2 separate regions of the Homo sapiens genome follow, and region 1 is linked to region 2. A link is a contact called in ENCODE Hi-C or POLR2A ChIA-PET data. All regions are on one chromosome and are shown on one strand. The core of a region is the stretch at or near the end of the contact, and the rest is flanking DNA. Distances in the headings are between cores, read along the strand shown. Region 1 holds the start of CCDC50 (coiled-coil domain containing 50). Region 2 overlaps IL1RAP (interleukin 1 receptor accessory protein).

Region 1 (5,322 bases), core at 2,823-5,322, 710 kb after region 2:
AAAAGGCAATAAGATAAAAACCATGGCACCTCCAGGTCCAATGGGGTCTAGGGTATGTTAGAAGAAACAGCCTCTAATTTAGAGGGCTCTTGGAAGAGCAATGTCCCCAGGTGACCCCTGAGTTCCAGTAGGAAAAGAAGGGAAAGGGAATAGTTACAAAGGAGATATGGGGAATTTTGTGAGTAACTGATAGTGAATTCCATAGGGTGAGGGGACTTGAGCAACTGAGGAAAGTTGAGAGCATGAATAGGGTTGGGGAACTTACATATGTTATGAGAGTCCAGACAAAAATGCTTCAAGGCCTGGAGTAAAGAGGCCTAAACTGTACGGTTGGATTATTGTCCTAATAGTCTCTACTATGGGCTGAATTATCTGTCCCTAAGATTCACATGTTGAAGCCCTAGCCTCCAGTAATTCAGAGGGACTGCACTGCAGACAGGGTCTTTAAGGAAGACATTTGGGTTAGCCCTAATCCAATCTGCAAACTAAAAAGAGGGATTTCAGAAGAAACCAAATGTTCTGACACCTTGCTCTTGGACTTCTAGCCTCCAGAACTGTGAAAAACATATATAATAATTTCTGTTATTTAAGCCATTCAGTCTGTGGTATTTTGTTATGGCAACCTTAGAATATTCATACAGTCTTCTTGGTGAAAGTGAATAACAGTTCTAATTGCATCCTCATTTTTGGAACTGTTCTCTTAGGTATATTATGCTGATGAGCTAGGAAGCACTGGGGGCCAAGGAGACAGATAATTCTTTCCAGAAGTATAGTTCTGTGGGTCCCCTTTCCTGTTTTGCCAAGGTCCAGTGTAATTTATTCATTTGCCTATATTGTTTTTTTAACTTACTTTTAATTTGTGATTCTTACTGATAATAAAATTGGATAACTATATTTATTTATTTATGCAACAAATATTTATTGAGTGCCTATTATGTGCCAAGCACTTTTCTAGATACGCGGATATTAGGGAATCAAACAGATAAACCCCTGCCCTCACAGAGCTTACCTTCTAGTAAGGTAAGCTCTAACTGGGGGATGCTTTTGTGGAATTTGGTAGTTTTCAAACTGGAGTTTTCATTTCTTATGACCAAAGTCTCCCTACTCCAATCCAAGCATTTTATTGTTACCAAATTCACTTTATAAAAGTAGAAAATGTATCATGTAATATCCACCTAGAAAAAAAAATCAATTGATGCCTCCATATTGCCTTATAAATAAAATCCTTATTTCTCTCTATGGCATTCAAGTTGTGATTTGATGCTGAATTACTTGTTTGGCATCTGCCCCAAATTAGGGATCTGTATCCATCCTGAGAAGCCTTATGCTTTCTCTTTTATTGCAAAATGGACATTTCAGGACACCAAAAGATGTAAACTTGTTACAGAAATTCACCATATGTTCATTCCCTATAAATACTCAAAAGATACTAGCTCTTCCCCGTGTTACTGTCAGTCCTTTGCTAGAAGTTGCCTACTCTGTAATGCTGAGCTCTAATTGTTTGCTCAGCTTGGGGACCTATACAGAACAGGTGTGGAGTAGGAGAAGGAAAGCCCAACTATGGGGTGGATTTCCAGGTCATCTGCTCTAGTACCTGAAAAGGGCTCCTGGTTTTCATTACTTTTTCTGCTGAAAGCAGCCGATTCTCTAAACAATAGTTGTGGCTATTATATATGTTTCCATTTCTTCTCTAGGCCAGAAATGTGGATATTTTTATGCATATCTTACTGTAAGCACATCATATTTTAAGCATATCTTACTTTTGGCATATCTTACTGTAACAGTCACAGTCTAGGTAGGAAACAGGAGGTGCACTGTAAGTGATTTTACTGAAAAGAATGTAATGAAGAGACAATTTCAGAGGTATTAACTGGGTTAAGAGAACTAGGGGAGGCCGGGCGTGGTGGCTCGTGCCTGTAATCCCAGCACTTTGGGAGGCCGAGGTGGGCGGATCACTTGAGGCCAGGAGTTCCAGACCAGCCTGGCCAACATGCCAAAACCCTGCCTCTACTAAAAATACAAAAGATTAGCCAGGCGTTGTGGTGCACACCTGTAATCCCAGCTACTCGGGAGGCTGAGGCACGAGAATCACTGGAACCTGGGAGGCAGAAGTTGCAGTGAGCCAAAAGGAACTAGGGGAAGCCATCACACTCTAGGCCTGAAGGGACACTGGAAACAAATTGTTTTATTAGAGACCCATGAGAGCTGAGGCCATGGAAAAGAGGCCTCTACACAGGCCCTGTAGTCATAGAGGGACAGGACTGTGGCCAAAATTTTGGGTTAAAGGAAAGAAGAATACTCTGATATTTCTCTCCTCCCTTCTTTTGATTTTCTGCCAGTGCTTCCCATTGGTCAATCACAACAGGAAGCCACAGGTCAAAGGGGCCTAGTGATTTATCTGTAGGCATCCAAAGGCACGGCTTGGTAGAGAAGTAGAAACGATAGATTTGGGGAGGGAAACAGAAAATACTGCTGTTATAAATATTCTCTAGACCACAGGAAGTTAAAAAAAATTACTAGATTACAGGACAATTAAAAAATTCCCATAAATCTACCTTTCTAATACCACTTCCTTCTTATTCCCACATTTAACCTGCTGAGTGTTATCTCTGCCTAGCACTGGGGTGGGTAAACTTTTCCTGTAAAGCATATTTTAGACTTTGAGGCTTAAGAGGCAAGGTCGAAAATATTATGTCCTATTTATGTAGTGATTTGAAATGTAATTATTTGAACATATAAAAAACAGTCATTCAAATTCAGTGGCGTAGATTTGGCCTGTGGGCTATACTTTGCTACCCTCTGGCCTTGAAAGTCTTCTAAATTTTTGCTAGCCTAAAATCCACCTACTTTTCAATGTCAAGTTCAAATAAAACCTCCCCTACGTGGCCTCTCATACTGGGACTCTGAGCTGTGAGTGACAGAAAATCAACTATTACTAGCTTAAGCAAAACTGAGGATAAGTTGAGAGTTTGCGGGTTGTAGATCCCAGAATCCAGGAGTTGCTGAAATGCCAGCTGCTCTGGGGATATCCTGCTTTGCTACTGTGGTAACATCAGAACATGCCCTCTTCATCTCCCTTTCTCTTCTCTTTGCTTCTGTCTTCAGTTTGGCCTCATCATCTCCTAGAGGCAGATCTTTTCCACAAGAAACAGAATATGTAACTCTTTATGTACCCAGGAAAGTATTCTGTTTGACCTGTCTTGGTCACCCAGCCACCCTTCGATGAACCCATGTCGGTGGAGGAAGGGGGAAGAGTGATGGGGTAGTCTCGAGGTTCAGACATGGCACACGTTTGGGAGAGAAGCTCACCTCTGAGGAGTGGGGAAAGAGGCAGTTTCCCAAAAGGAGGATGCATTCTGTTGCCAGGAGATGAAACAGGAGAGGTTGTCTATTTTAGAGAGATAGAAATGTCACAATTACAATCCAATGTGTGCAGCGCTATAACAGAGATAAGTCTGACGCCTCGTTATCACCCACAGTACCTAACATCACACTTGGTAGACACATTCATGCGATTTTGATGAATGAATGACTCAGTTCTCCCAGCTGATTGTGTACACACTCTACTCCAAACTGGCCCAGAATTTTATCAGCTGCTCTTCATTCTGTACGTTGTATTTGGGGTTTTTATGGCCATCTACCATCTCTCCTCTAATTCCGGGTGCAAAAAGAGTGTATGAGAGAGAGGCAAGCATGCAGTAAACATCCTGTGTTAATCTCAATCCCAGAACCAGACCACAGAATGCTGACTACACCGCTCACGGGAAAGACTATGTTTTAGGTGACCCGTGTGGCCTTTTTGTTGAGGCCTTTAGGATACAAGGCCCCCACCTAAAGACGCGACCCTCCCGTAGGAGGGGGGCAGGGCCCGGGGGCGGGAGCACAGCGGGGCCCCAGCCTCAGGCGGCGCGTCACTGAGCACAAAGGAGACAACAGCGAGGCGGCAGCGGGCGCTGATCTTCGCTCGCCAGCCACTCGCAATTGCGGTTACAGACCTGCAGCTCCCCCTCCCCCAGCCGGCCCGCCCGCCTTTCTGTCTCCTCTCTCCCTCCGTACTGGACGGCCCCGGTCCATTTCCGGGCTCCGGATATTTGGTATCGATTGGGGCCGGGGACGCGGAGCAGGTGGCCGCGGCGGGGCAGCTGGGCCGCCAGCTTGGTGCCTCGGGGACCGTCTCCCGCTGCTTTGGTCACCAGCCCCTGCCCGCCCGACCCGCTCCGTTCTCCGGCCTGCGAGCCCTGCCGGCCGGACTTTGCGCCGCGTCCGGCGCTGCTGCTGCGCTCGGGGCCCCGCTCGGCGCCGGCGGTGACCGGGAAGCCCGCGTTAAAGGGGCAACCGGGACCCTGGCCCGGTATGGCTGAAGTCAGCATCGACCAGTCCAAGCTGCCTGGAGTCAAGGAAGGTAAGGGCCCCGGAGGGAGAGCGCGCGGGACCCTCCCCTCTCCCAGCCCGAGGTTCTCTCAGGTCAGGGGCGTTGCCATTTCGGCTCCCGCGGCCCTCGCCCGGTGCCCGCCCTGCGTTGGCCTTGCCCGGACGTGAAAGGAATTGAATTCAGGTTCTAGTGTGGGACGTTGGGCAAGTCTCCGACGTTCCAAGCCCGTTTTTTCTCAAGGGGGTGGTTGGGGGGGGGGGGGGCTAGCAGCAGCCCCAGCAAGTAGGTGGCTGTGCCCGTGTTCTCGTGCATCGCAAAGCCTCAGTGGACGCTGAGAGCCGGGTGAATCTGACTTACTCCGCTTCTAAAAAATCGAGGCCCAGCCTGGCTGGCTTGAAGGCTGGGAAGTGGAGAGGGGTTGACATTCAGTTCCGTGTGGAGCCTTTGTTTTGAAACATGACTCTTTCCCTCCTTCTCTCCCTACTTTTCCTAGGCCGGCGTCTGGCTGGCTGACTTTCCCACCTTCCTCAAGGTTTAAAAGTTTAGTCTTGGCTGTGTTCTGCGCGGGCGGGAAGCCACTATAAGCATTTTCTTACAAACAAAACACACACACACACACACACACACACACACACAATAGTGAGCGAGGGGAACAGGGGACTGATGGCCTTGTCATTGCTTTTTGTACCAATGTCCAGGAAAGTAGAGATTAGTACTGACCTGGCTTTAGCTGACAGCAAGTAGCCTTTTGACTTCCCTTCTCTTGTTTTTCCACTAGCTGCCTCAGGACCTAGCTTTTTTTTGCTGAGATCTTAGGTGCTGGATCGCCTTATGCCTTGAGTTATCTTTGTTTATTCTTTGGTCCTAGGAAGCATAGACGTTCCAGAGTGCTGACGCAGACCCCTAAGTTCCAAGGGCTTTGCAAAATCGGCTTCTGTTGTGAATGTCAT
Region 2 (5,045 bases), core at 1,358-3,857:
AGCTATGAAGTCTTGAAGCCACTTCAGGCCATATAAATCACCTACTCTGTACTTCGATAGCACTTCATTCATATCTTGTCTTTATTATTCTAGAGATTTTCTCTTTTTTCTGTAGTAAGTAGTGACCACTCTTTTCCTGTCTCTTTCTCTTTCCCTTCAATACCAAGCACACAGCATAAAACTGAGCTAACTATATTGTACTTAGAAATTGATTAAATAATTGAATGAATTAGCCTGCCCTGTAAAATTCCAGAGAATAAGCACCATTTGTGGTTTTTTTTTTTCTGGCAATTGTATAGCCAGCTCCTAACCCAGTGCCTGGCCCATAGGAGGGACTTTGTAAATATTTGTTGTGTAATCATTGCATGACTTAATTCTGTTAATTGGAAGTGACTAGTTTATCTAACTCTTCTAAGACTTCATAGCAAAGTATGTGTTTTATACCAACTTTATCTTGAATGCAAAAACTTCAGTAGATACTACTAACAGTTCAAACCTTGTATCTCAATTAAACTCTTTGTATCTTTACATCTACTTTCCCTTTCCATCCTACAACCCACCATCCAATGTCTTATATTCCAAATACTCATCAGCACTTATACACTCGATGAGCCCTCAGCTCCATGCCTTTTGGGTCTTGGCTTCTCTCATTCATACCTTTGATCAGGCAACACTAACGTGTCGAGCATTTACCAAGCACCAAGTATTGAGCAAGTTTCCGACCACGCAGATATGGAACTTAAAAACCCCACTGTCCCTCATACAAGTTAATTTTCCAAAGGAGGAACTCTGCATGAAAACAGAGCATTATAATAATGTAGTTTAAGTACTAACAGTCAGGGAAAAAAATTAAGACAATACAGGTGAGTTCTTCACGCTTTTTCCTGTGCCTGAAGTGTCTACTTCCCATGTCTACCTTCTTCCTCAACAGATGTTAATATTCTTATCATTTAAGAACCAGCCCAAATCTTTCTTCATTAAGTTTTTCTAAGTTGTTTTGTTTTTATTTCATACTCCCTTGACCCTAAATGCCTTTTATTGTGTTTGTTGCAATCCTTCATTAGACCATGAATAACTATAAGTTAGAATTGTATCATTTCCATTTTGGTGCCTTCACACAGTTCTTTACACATTGTTGGTTTCTTGAATGGAAACACTTGTTCTTACTTCATCATGACATTCCTCCACTGCACCCTTCCCCTCCCCACATGATTCGTTTCAGTTGAAAGATCCCAAAGTCATTTCTTGTGTTGTTCTTTACCTATATGTTGTGGTCGGTTGCCACAGCAACCATAGCATGGTTGAAAAATCGCTCTTCTATTTAACTTCTCTCTTTTGAATTCAGAATGAGGAACTAATGGGTCAACTAGGATTGTTTGTCTTCTAGTCAGACAAGTGTTTGCTTTATTGTGGAAATTCACTTACTGTTCACTCATTTCTTATATTTTAAAGCAAGTTTCCTATTCTTGGAGAATCTAAATCTTTTTTTATGTTTGTTTTCTTCTGGATTCCAAATAAATGGTTTTGAAATCATTATAACATTTTCAGGTTTTATTTTTATCAACAGTTTATTATGTTTAAAATTATCCTATGTGTCTCAGGTACATGTGTTGTGAAGGGTCTAGAGACAGAGTTGCTGATAAGAAAGAGAGAGCTAACCAGACACACAGCAGGTTAATGTTCATAGACATTTGTAGTGTAACAATGCCCTGAATTACCCTCACACACGTATTAGAATGTAAAATATTCCCTTTATTTCTAAAATGTTTTAGGCCTAATAGCTTTGAAACAGCTATAAAAAGTTTCTTTCATCACATTCTTAAGGAAATACTGTTGACAAGTTCAGTAAAAATAATTGACTTCTCATCCTCAAAAGTGTGCTTCCTCAGTTTACCACTGATTGCAGGAATTAGCCTGTTTTAAGTGATAGAGCCACATCACGCTTTTCACTCAGGCTGGCTCCAGGGATGGCACAGGTTCAGGGCTGCTATATGGAATGAAGAGACACTATCAGGTGAAATTAAAAGCAAGGACTTTGAAACAAGTAGATCTGAATTCAAATTCCAGCTTTAACACTGTCTGGTGGTATGACATTGACAGTTACTTAACGTTTCTAGGCCTTGTTCATTCATCTATAAAACGGAGGTAAAAGCATTACAAACTTTACATGTTTGGAATAAGGATCAGACGAGACAGAGTATATGTTAAGTGCATGTCTCAGTATAATTTTTTATAGCCTCAACTCACTGCTGAGGAGAGGTATTCATTCTTAGTTAAGAAGCTGATGAAAGACCGTTATTCGGCTTTCTGGAAAACTGAATTTCAGCTCTCTACTGTGTTATCTAGAATATCTCTGTCTCATTTTTTCCGTCTATAAAATTACAGCGTATTTAGTCTGATCTGTCTACTTCACAGGAGTTTCAGAATAGCTAAGCTAACAAATGAGGGGGAAATACCTTTGAACTGTTTAAATGAAAAGTACCACAAAAATAAAATAGTTCTATTGATACTGTAAACTCAATTCAAACCAAATCTGACATAAACTTATAAGAATACAGGCCTTTGAGACCTTATCCTTTGTGATATCCTAAGGATATTGAAATCGTTTGCTGACCTGACAAGTGTCTACAAGTATTGCTTATCTTACAGGAGAAGCTGCGTTGAAAAAAATACGTTACCCAAGCTTATAGTAGCTTCCTCTTGATGATCTTTTCCATGAAATGGAAGTTCAATGCTGTTCTTAAAATACACATTTCCTGTGACAAAGCATTACAAAATGTGCCTCAATGTAACTGTCATATTTCAAAGTACATGCTCCAGGAATTGAAGAAAACCTTAATCATACAAACATTAAAGATGAAATATGTGAATAAAAAAAATTGAAGTTACAAGCTAGTAGTAGACTCCCAGAAATTTAAAGATGTAAAAAGCCTTAGAGATAACCTAATCTTTTTGTCATAGGTGACTTATTGATATTTAAAAGAAAAACAAAAGCTTTTCTAAAAGTAAATGTTCAACATATATTTTTGTCACAGATAGTGTATTGATTTTTTTTCTCAAAAACAGCAAAAAGTAATAATTTAGCCAAATAGTGAGACTGAGAATTTGAAACAGGATTCTAGATATGTTGAATGAGATAGTTGTGGACTGAGATAGTTCAATTTCTCAATTTTAAATGTCAACAGTTATATGCAAATGTGAATTAGGAGCAGAAATACATTCCTAGATCTTGATCAGGCCCATGAAGATATTTTATTTTTAGTTTCTGAAATCTGTGATACTCAGTTATAAAAATGGGATAAAGTTGGTGGCTCATGCCTGTAATGCTAACACTTTGGGAGGCCCAGGCAGGCGGATCACGAGGTCAGGAGTTCAAGACCAGCCTGGACAGGATGGTGTAACCCCATCTGTACCAAAATTACAAAAATTAGCCAGGCATGGTGGCGCGCACCTGTACTCCCAGCTTCTCAGGAGACTGAGGCAGGAGAAGTGCTTGAACCCAGAAGACTGAGGTTGCAATGAGCTGAGATCACGCCACTGCACTCCAGCCTGGGTCACAGACTGATGAGACCCTATCTCAAAAAAAAAAAAAAGTAATAAAAGAAAAATGCAAAACAGTTTGGAAATATCTGATACAGGGAAACAACAGGGTGATTAAAAATGCCAATCAGACATCTAAATTGGGGCCTAGATTATCAGACGGAGTGACTGGAGTCCCAAATTAATATAATCAGTGAAGAAATATTATAAAAAGAAAAAGAATTGCTTTCTAAATAGCAGGTCTTGCAGTTGCTCAAGTTTCCTTAGTCATTATTTCAAAACTGTAACTTTGCTTTACTATCAACATAGGATGCCCAGAATTTGATCCTGAGACAGGAAGCCTGTGTTTTTGAAGTCACACTTTAGTTTAGAATTTTAATTTCTCATGATCAGAAAAGATAATGACAGGTGTTTCATTTATTCTTCGCAGAAATCTTGTCAAATACTTGACCAAAATAGTTTTATAAAAACTGCAGCATGAATATTTCGGTGTTCTGTGCAAAATTAGATGTGAGTGTGCGTGTGTTTGTATGTTTTCTATGCATGTATCTAAAAAGTAAACTTTTTTTTTTTTTACTTTTTCTAGGGCTGTTATAAAATACAGAATTTTAATAATGTAATACCCGAAGGTATGAACTTGAGTTTCCTCATTGCCTTAATTTCAAATAATGGAAATTACACATGTGTTGTTACATATCCAGAAAATGGACGTACGTTTCATCTCACCAGGACTCTGACTGTAAAGGTAGTAGGTAAGCATGATTAGTGTCCAGTACACACAACAAGCATGTGATCATCTTGTTATGGTTTTTAATAGTTTATTACACACTAGTATGTAAATTGTATAAGAAAAGTGATTCATGTTTTTTGTTTACAGTACTGTCTCTAGAGCCTTCAACAATTCCATGCACATCGTAAGCATTCAGTAACTGTTGGTCAACTGAATGAATATGTGAATAAATGAATGAAGTAAAGGTAGTTTGGGGAGGGAAAGGAGCACCAGACAGATCTGTGTTCAAATTCTGTCACTGCCACTTATTAGAAACATGACGTTGAACAAGGTCCCTGTCTTTATCTGTACTCTGGAACTGCAATTGATTGAGAATATTTAAAAAAATATTCATATTGTATTAATGCAGTTTCAGGCAAGCAATAGAGACTCAGTGCAACACTTTTGTCAAAAGAATGTTTTACTTGGATTAAGTAAACTCTATTTTTCTACATACTGAAACTGCTGTACCTATTGCTGAAGGTATTTGCTGGCAATAATGTTCAACCATTATTTTGCACTAAGAGAATAGGGGGTGAGAAACTAGGAAAGTGGGAAAGGCAATTCTTAGACAGAGTTGACAAACTCCTAGCAAACCCAGAAATAGAGAAGTAGTGTCAGGATATATGGCTTTTGGGGATTACCCCTAAATACCACTGTGTCCAGTGTATTAAAAAAGATAGCATCTCTGGGTATTGTTTTGTCATACCCCATCTTTTAATAGATGGAAACATTA

What was found. Hi-C counts contacts between places; a loop is a spot of excess contacts on that map. ChIA-PET counts read pairs that join two places held with the same protein, here RNA polymerase II (POLR2A). Pooled maps may share reads with other maps.
Region 1: a map of naive thymus-derived CD4-positive, alpha-beta T cell shows a loop between it and region 2 (9-fold over the local background). The contact joins the promoter of CCDC50 here to the enhancer-like site in region 2. A Hi-C loop is called at or near these places in 1 of 168 maps with a recorded cell type or tissue (naive thymus-derived CD4-positive, alpha-beta T cell) and 4 of 50 pooled maps. POLR2A ChIA-PET finds 5 or more read pairs at or near these places in 1 of 52 experiments (H1).

Annotation. Positions count from the first base shown.
Region 1 is chr3:191,325,322-191,330,643 of GRCh38, forward strand. It overlaps CCDC50 (coiled-coil domain containing 50), which reads left to right and starts at 4,073. Exons shown (of 12, transcript NM_178335.3): 1 at 4,073-4,402. The coding sequence starts at 4,354. UTS2B (urotensin 2B) reads right to left here and starts at 5,205. Exons shown (of 9, transcript NM_198152.5): 1 at 5,093-5,205; 2 at 3,310-3,388. RefSeq lists enhancers at 3,640-4,241, 4,242-4,842 and silencers at 3,769-3,848, 3,949-4,228.
Region 2 is chr3:190,616,149-190,621,193 of GRCh38, forward strand. It overlaps IL1RAP (interleukin 1 receptor accessory protein), which reads left to right. Exons shown (of 12, transcript NM_002182.4): 6 at 4,127-4,292. Among named protein-coding and RNA genes, the nearest start is that of LINC02013, 81 kb to the right of the region's middle. Within about 2 kb of position 2,608, at least 2 of the 41 ENCODE cell types and tissues checked have a DNase peak (open chromatin) inside an H3K27ac peak, as active enhancers do.